2 separate regions of the Homo sapiens genome follow, and region 2 is linked to region 1. A link is a contact called in ENCODE Hi-C or POLR2A ChIA-PET data. All regions are on one chromosome and are shown on one strand. Each heading gives the region's core, a stretch centred on a gene start or an enhancer-like site at or near the end of the contact. The rest is flanking DNA. Distances are from core to core; before and after follow the strand shown.

Region 1 (3,967 bases), core at 1,334-3,833:
ACTCTCTGGGAAAAGCTGTCAACTAATCATGTTTTCCCCATCATGCCTTCAACCCAACTTCCCGTAGCTCAGAACTTCTTCACTTTGATTGTCAGAAAATCGGCCAAAGACATGCGCGGCAACTGCAGACCATATGTTTGATTCAGAAGATCTGAGAGATGACCTGGGACTCTGCAGTCACCGTTGTGAGCTCACACAGAGATAATTCATAATGAAGCTTGAGAAATCCTGATGGAGAGCTGCGGAGGCCACGGCTCAGCAACACCTGAGCTGCACAGACGCTGGTGCCGGGGACCTGCAGCTCAGCACAGGGGTGCAGGTGCTATGGTCAGGGTGTCAGAGAGATGGTGACCTCCAAATGACCACTTCCCATCTATGGCCCGAGTCCACGCTGGGCCAGATGCCCCTGCCCTCACCATCCGGTCCCACCAGGAAGGCTCATTAACTGCCACCTTCCCTCCTGCAAACTCCTTGTACCTTCAACTTCTCCTCCAACGACACCTGGAGCAACACTAAAACAACATAACCAGGAGTTATAGCTGGTCAGCCAGTTAAGGGATCAAATGGAATCCCACAAAATACTCGGTTAATCCAAAAGAAAGCAAAATCCAAGACCAGCTCTTAGCTCAGGGTGGCCATGTTTAAGGGTCTCCTACTCAACAGATCCAAGCTAAACCCTGCGGCCTGGCTCCCAAAGCCATCAGATGGTCTCGCCCAGCCACCCCACACCTGGGTGTTCAAAAATAAACTTTCTACTCTCATCTAACCAGTCTCCTGTGTCCCAAGAGCAGGAGTGGAAATGGGGGCAGAGAGGCCACATCCCTCAGGCCAGTGGGATGCAGTCAGGGGCAGGCTGGCCTCTCTCCCCTCTTTGCTAAATAAGCCCTTTGGGCAGGGTGGTGGTGGGGTGGTCCCTCTGCCCACTTAGCCACAGCTGCTAAGGACCCACCTGAGGCCCTGTCCAAGACCATGTGTTCACGGGCGCTTTCCACAATCCCAGCTGCTTACGGCTCTCTGCCCTGATGTCCATTCTCACGTTGGGTGCAGCCCAGCTATACCGCAGTGAAGACGGCTCTCTCCAGCTGTGGCCCATACCATCTGCAGCCCATACCATCTGCATTTGCTGATGTGTCGAAATGCACATCTAGAGTTATTTTTTCGGATGTGCATGCCACATCAGCCTAACTGTGTACTTGGAGGCACCAAGGCAGACTCCGATAAGATGAGTACCAAGGCAGACTCCGATGGGACAGATACGAAGGCAGACTCTGATCAGATGGGCACCATCTCATTTGGCAGAGCCCCAGAAGCCCTGCAGCCATGTTGAGTTGTGAGGATGATTGGAGCAATTCAAGTGTGGTTCTCAACTTCACATGGAAAGAAAAATATTCCTGAAATATTTTTCAAATCAAAATTTCAAGGCCAGGCGCGGTAGCTCCTGTCTGTAATCCCAGTACTTTGGGAGGCCGAGGTGGGCAGATCATTTGAGGTCAGGAGTTCGAGACCAACCTGGCCAACACGGCGAAACCCTGTCTCTATTAAAATTACAAAAATTAGCTGTGTGTGGTGACATGCACCTGTAATCCCAGCTACTCAGGAGGTTGAGGCAGGAGAATCTCTTGAACCCAGGAGGTAGAGGTTGCAGTGAGCTGAGATCATGCCACTGCAATCCAGCCTGGGCGACAGAGTGTAACTCTGTCTCAAAAAAAAAAAAAATAAATAAAATAAAATAAATAAAATTTCAAAGAACAAGGAAATGTGAACTATCTATCTAGCACTTAGCGTGCTGGAGAATAAATTCATTAAATCTCCTGGGCCCAAAGCCTTTTATTCCTTAGAGTAAGTTAGTTTGCTGAACAAATATTAATAAGATGAAAATAAAGAGGCTAGTTTAACTCTTGGTGGGATATGAAAATCCAGTTTAATAGACTGCCAAACTACCACTGAAAAGCCTGTGGCATGTTTGCTCCACGGTGTAAAACGTATGTTTTCTGGCTGCTGGTCAGCAATGGATAAATACTGTGGAGAAATAAATGAAGCTCCAGGAATGCATTCGTTTACCTACAAAGATATCTGAGACCGTAAAAGAAGGGCCCACCCAAGCCCTTTTTTCTTTCTGGTATTTCTTGCAAGAAAGCTGAGAAAGAAAACACACGGGGTCCACAAACCTTGATTTTGGGGGGGCAGGGCTTTAACACATCTTTGTTCTGCATGGTTTTGCTTGTAACCGTCTACATCATTTGTTTTTATAATTTGTAAAATATCAAATAAGGGAAAAAACCCCAAAAACCATAGTTTGCTGTTTTTATCATTTTAAAAAAGTCCTTGCTCCGAAGAACACAACGGACTCAAAATAAAATCTGGGCATATTTTTAAGTAGAGACCATGCAGAGAAAAACTAAAAATTAAGCTCTTGTTGAAAGGTGATGGCAAATGAACGTCTAACCTATCTCTATTTTACATAGTAGAGTAAATTTCATTTTGTGTGTCTTCCGAATGAAAAAGGATTTGTCAGCTTTCCTCAAACACAGGAAGGCTATTCAGCCCCGTGGAAAGCCACGCAGCCCCACTCGTGTCCACCAGATGGCAGTGTGTCACAGCTGCAGGGGCCGGGCCCGGACAGAAGCCGCAGGCAGCAGAGTCCACCTTAACCAAGCCCCCTTTCCTAAGCCCTAGCAGAGCCAGGTAAGGAATCAGATGTTGTGTTTCATCTTGACATAAAGCACAGCACTTCCTCCCTAAAATGATGAAGAAATGGAAGACAAGAAAGGATTCTAAACACTGTCACGGCCACTGCATGGCATGGTGTGGGGGCCTGGAGGAGGTGGGCATGGTGCAGAGAGGGGTCCAGAGGACATGGTGGCTGCAGACGGTCCAGGCTGCTCTGCCCACCCACCTTAGCCCAGGACGGGAAAGCACCGGACCCCGCAGACAGTGGCCTCCTGCACGGGAAGGGCGACAGCGCCGAACACATTGCAGCCTGTTAGCTTCATGACTCTCGTATTCTGAGTGATACTAAACATTTCAGGTCAGGGTGAAAACGTCACACTAACAGGTTTACAAAGTATGTGTGTTGTATTTTACAGCCACAGCTGAGTGTATACAGACATCATTGAAAATCTACTGGAAACAGTCACTTCTAAAACACGTCTGTGGAAGTTTAGTTTACGTCAAGTTTCCTTTCAAAAACAAATGCTTCAAGGAGCACATTAAATATTTTATTAATTCCAACTTTCTAACACTGTGTCTAAAGGAGTTTGCTATCTAGGCTCCTGTACACACGATGCCTGGTGAGGCTAAAACGCTAAGTTTTCCATGTTCCAGCTGCCTGCCATTTTCCTAAAGAAAGAATATGTGGCACCTGTTCACGTACCCAGAGAGACCCTACTCAAGGGCCCAGGTACAAAAGGAACCTGTCCTCAACACCCAGCCAGGCAACACCAGACTTGGATGGAAAAAGGGATCACCGAAGCAACATCCTTGCGAGGTCCTTCTTGAGACACAAACAAACAGCAAACACTGCTCAGAAAACACCCATTTTAAGGGTAATTTTCCTTCACATTTAAATGATAGCACAGTCCACCACTAGGGTGACGGTTTTTGGTTTTAAATCCAATAATATTTACTTTAGCCTGAATGACTTATCTTTGAACTCTGGTGTTTGTAATTCAAGACCCGTTTTTCCACCTGGTCCCTGCCCCTGCCTCTTTGTGCAACAAAAAACATGAGTCAAAATAGTGTTGTTTTTCTAGTCCAAATGGGCAGAGATCTGAGTTCATTGCTCCTGTCTTCTCTGAGTACACGAGGGAAGATATGGACCCAGGCTGCCCTTGGGACATTCCTGATGGATGTTTCAGAAACGTGATGGCTTCACCAGGTTCCCAGTGAGATTTTGGGGCCTGGATGACCCAGATCTGTTGGCTTCACTAGGTGGAGTCACTCTGCTTGGGTGTGGCCCAAGCTCTGG
Region 2 (4,117 bases), core at 205-2,704, 520 kb before region 1:
CTCTGGGTCTCCCCCTCAGGGTGCTGTAGCAGGTGCGAACAGTCCCAGTGAGATTTGGGAGCACCCATGTTCTGAGTGGCTTCTGCCCCCACCATGCATCTTCTCCCAGCTCCTCCACAAATGCATGAAGACTCCAAAAACACTTGGGCCGGCTAGGTGCAGTGGCTCACACTTATAATCCTAGCACTCTGAGAAGCTGAGATAGGAGCATCACTTGAGGCCAGGAGTCTGAAACCAGCCTGTTTGAAACCAGGAGTTCAAAACGTAGCAAGACCCTGTCTCTGCAAAATAAAATAAAAATTAGCTGGGTGTGGTGGTGTGCACCTGTAGTCCCAGCTACTCAGAGGCTGAGGCAGGGGGATCACTGAGCCTAGGAGTTCAAGGCTACGGTGAGCTATGATTGCACCACTGCACTCCAGCCTAGGTCACAGCAAAAGACCCTGTCTCAAAAAAATAGAAAGAAAAAAAATGTGTGGGCCACTGGCAGTAGTCACCGAAAAGTGACCTCAGAAGATACCACAGGAAGTGGACCAAGAAGCACCAGTGTGCTGGGTTCCTAAAATGAACCAGGTCACCTAGAAGCTGGAGGATCAAGACCTCTCCCTCCTCTACTCTTGGCCCAGGGACACAGGCCCCCATCCTTGGAGTCAGGGCCACACAGCTTCCTGGGGAGGCTCTATGGGTAAAAAGGGATCCGTCACTTCCAGCTCCAGGTGGCTCAGGTGTGTCCGCGGGGCTGCCTGGGGCAGAGCCAGTTTGCAGATGCAGGCTTCTGGACACCACCCTGCCCTGTGGAACCAGGATCTTGGAGGGCAGGGCCTGGGGCCGTATATGTAAAGCAGCCTCTGGAGACTTTTCTTCCTTCAGAGATCTGAGAACTGTCTCTAACCCACTCCCATGCCAACTTGGTGTCCAGCTCAGCCCTGTGCAGGGAGGTTGGCAGACAGGTTCACCTGGCATGATGGGCCACAGCCTGCAAGCTCTCCTTGATGAAGCCTTGTGTGTGGCCTGGCTCACAAAGCCCAAGGACAGCCAGGGCTCCCCCTCCTCCTCCCCTCCTTCTTTTCACCCTCCACCCCCTTTCTGCTCCCTCCTCTTCCTCCTCCCCCTCTTTTTCCTTCCTGTTCCCCCACTCCTCTCCTCTTCCTTCCTCTTCTTCCTCCTTCAGCAAGGCCTTGATGGGACGGATGCCAGGAACATTCTGTATATCCTGTCCAAAGGAAAACATGAGGCCTGAAGAGAGAGCCTCAGACAAGAAGGAGGAAATCAAAGAATAACGCCAGGCCCTTGAGAAAGTTCTGCACCATGGTCTAAAGATTCACAGGGAAAATCCTTCTACACAAGCAGCAGAGTTTGAGGAAACATTGGTTTGGATGCAACAAGTGTTAAGAGGCAGATCGGGAGAAGAAATGGTCGGTGGAGCCGGCAGAGGGCGCTGGACACAAACAGAAGCAGAAGGTGCTGCTGAAGTTCAGCTCCGTCCTGCAATGGAGCAAAGCCACAGCTCTGGGAGGAGGCATGAGCTCAAAGGGCAGAGGCCCAGCCAGCCACCGAGACTCCAAAGAAGCCACAGTAAACCAACTGGATGCTGAGGCCAAAGTCACACGAGACCAGGCTGGAAAAGAAGCACATACAAAGGGTTTTCCGAGGCCCAGGCAAAACTTGTTAAGCAAAAATCCATGCCAGGTCACATGTGGCCAAACTAATGAATGACACTGAAAAAGAAAAAGATGCTGGAAGGAAGAAAACAAAAGCATGATCATGACTTATCTCTTGGGAGGTGAAACGCAGAGCTGAAGCACTCAGGCCCCAGCAGAGGGAGCCTCCTTCAGCGTCCTGGACAGTGAACCTTCGTTTGCTATTGATTAAAAGTCTAGCTGGTTCTGTTAGTCCAACTTTTGATCTCCGGGGGTGGGGGAGGGGGTGGGGTTTGGAGTGTATCTTCTCTTTCCAGGGAATAAGATGGTTCTTAGTGACAATCTCCTCATCTGTTTGGATGCCAATCCTAGCGTGTGTCTGCTTGCCTTCCAGGGCGGTCCCTCTCCTGGGCTACCTACCTCAGGACCTGATTGAAACCCCAGTGCTCGTGCAGCTCCACCCTAGTGACAGGCCCTTGATGCTGGCCATCCACAAAAAGAGTAGGTCCCCTTTTCATGGTACATCCTGAAGTGTTTGGCGGAAGTTCCTGTGTCCTTGGGGCTGCTTCTTGGGACCAGTCTAGCTCTGACAGGTCAGATCAGCTAAGGACAAGCAGGTGGTAGACGCCCGCCTCGCCGCCTCCCTCCTGGCACTGCAGTGCCCAGTGGAGTCGAGAGAGAGGGGTAAACTCATGTGAGTTCCTTTGTGGCCAGTTGTTTCTCAGTCCGTGGCCTGAGTCCGTAGCATCTTATGTTTACTGTTGGCTTCAGTGGCGCATGGGAGGAGGGGAGACCAGTTCATCTGTGGCTAGGAAGGTTCTCACCAGGCCAGGGGAGTGCACAGTGCATGTCCTCACCAAGCCCAGCCCTCATAGATGCAAGTGACACTAGCAGAGGTGAAACATGGGATGAAACAGCTCCTGCTGGAAACAGCCTCCTGGTAATCTACAGCAAAAACAGGAGGTTGAAAGCAGTGGCTTTGAAGAAGTGTTCATACCCCTACAGTTTGCAAATGATCCTGGGCCTGAGTGACTCTTGACTTGTCTCTCTCTACTATAAATCCTGTTTGCTCCCCTTTTCCCCTGAATGCTGGCTTTTGCTCTCCTAGTCCTGCAGTCAGGCGGGCAGCCTTTCGACTATTCTCCCATTCGGTTTCGCGCCCGGAACGGAGAGTACATCACGTTGGACACCAGCTGGTCCAGCTTCATCAACCCATGGAGCAGGAAAATCTCCTTCATCATTGGGAGGCACAAAGTCAGGGTGTGAGTGCTCCAAGGGCCCGAGGTGGCTCAGGGGTCTTGGGCGGGGGTCTCGGGCTGTCCTCACCTCCCAGCAACAGATGGCATAGGGAGGGGCTGAGAGGCCAAGACCGAAACCTTGCTTCCTGCCACCAATCTGGAGCCCCAGACTGCTAGGCAGGGGTGACCTGTCCTCTGCCCCCAAGTGGGAGGGACCTCATTCAAGCAGAGTAGGGAGTGGACAGGCAGCAGCCTGGGGGGCTGCAGGGGAGAGGCAGAGGGCCCACCCAGGCAGGCAGCATGTAGTGGCTATACAGTCACGCCAGAGAGGTCCTCCTGTGGGGCCCCATCTAACAAGATGAATTAAAACCACGCAGGGGCCCTTTGAATGAGGACGTGTTTGCAGCCCACCCCTGCACAGAGGAGAAGGCCCTGCACCCCAGCATTCAGGAGCTCACAGAGCAGATCCACCGGCTCCTGCTGCAGGTGGGTGTGGTGCCTGCATGTCCTCCTCCCAGGTAGCAGCCTGAGAGCCCCCTGCAGAGGACATAGGCTCTGAACCCTGGTCCTGGCACACCCACTCAGACAGCTTCATCTGTCATTCTCTGAACATCCCCCAGGGGACAGTTTGGGCATAGACTGTGCTAGTCCGAGACAGTCCATAGTACCCTTGGCTCTCTCCAGCCTTGCATTCGACCTTGTCTGAACTGCAGCCCTGAGTGAGTAGCTGAAGGACGTGTGCAGACCCCGTGCTCTGACACAGGCTGCATAGTTCCAGAGTGACCTCTCAGTGGTGCGGGGGCTCATTCTAATCCAGAGCAGTGGGACTTAAGGGAGGGACATTGTACTCAAGGTCCCTAAAAAAAATCAGGCCCACTGCAGTCAACCCCACACCTGAGTAGGCGCCTGCCTGTCAGTTCCCGGAGACTGTGGAGTGAAGCTGTCATCGCATCTTGTTTGTTTTAAACCCATCCACAGAGGCGTGGCTGGCTGCAGCCATGCGTTGATGAGCGGGTTGGACACATTCCTTTGGTGCCGTCTCCTCGGTGACTGCATGTCTGGGTCGGGGCACCGCGGCTGGAGGCCAGGAGTCTACCTCTGGAGCTGACCCTGGGGTTCAAACCTCAGCTCCCCTGGTCTCTGCCATGTAGCCTTAGGCGGGTCGCCATCCTCTCTGCGAAACAGGGTGTGTTGGCAGGGGGCCACATGCATAGCTCAGCAGCCCTGGCTGTGTCTGTAGCG

The links. Hi-C counts contacts between places; a loop is a spot of excess contacts on that map. ChIA-PET counts read pairs that join two places held with the same protein, here RNA polymerase II (POLR2A). Pooled maps may share reads with other maps.
Region 2: a loop to region 1 is called in a map of naive thymus-derived CD4-positive, alpha-beta T cell, with 7 times the contacts of the local background. The contact joins two enhancer-like sites. A Hi-C loop is called at or near these places in 1 of 168 maps with a recorded cell type or tissue (naive thymus-derived CD4-positive, alpha-beta T cell) and 7 of 50 pooled maps. POLR2A ChIA-PET finds 5 or more read pairs at or near these places in 1 of 52 experiments (activated naive CD4-positive, alpha-beta T cell).

The regions. Positions count from the first base shown.
Region 1 is chr2:237,743,812-237,747,778 of GRCh38, reverse strand. The region is part of intron 11 of LRRFIP1 (LRR binding FLII interacting protein 1); the gene reads right to left. Among named protein-coding and RNA genes, the nearest start is that of RBM44, 53 kb to the left of the region's middle. RefSeq lists enhancers at 2,826-2,875, 2,842-3,367. Within about 2 kb of position 2,583, at least 13 of the 41 ENCODE cell types and tissues checked have a DNase peak (open chromatin) inside an H3K27ac peak, as active enhancers do.
Region 2 is chr2:238,260,973-238,265,089 of GRCh38, reverse strand. It overlaps PER2 (period circadian regulator 2), which reads left to right. Exons shown (of 23, transcript NM_022817.3): 10 at 2,032-2,138; 11 at 2,746-2,899; 12 at 3,253-3,361. Among named protein-coding and RNA genes, the nearest start is that of HES6, 23 kb to the right of the region's middle. RefSeq lists an enhancer at 807-1,307. Within about 2 kb of position 1,454, at least 23 of the 41 ENCODE cell types and tissues checked have a DNase peak (open chromatin) inside an H3K27ac peak, as active enhancers do.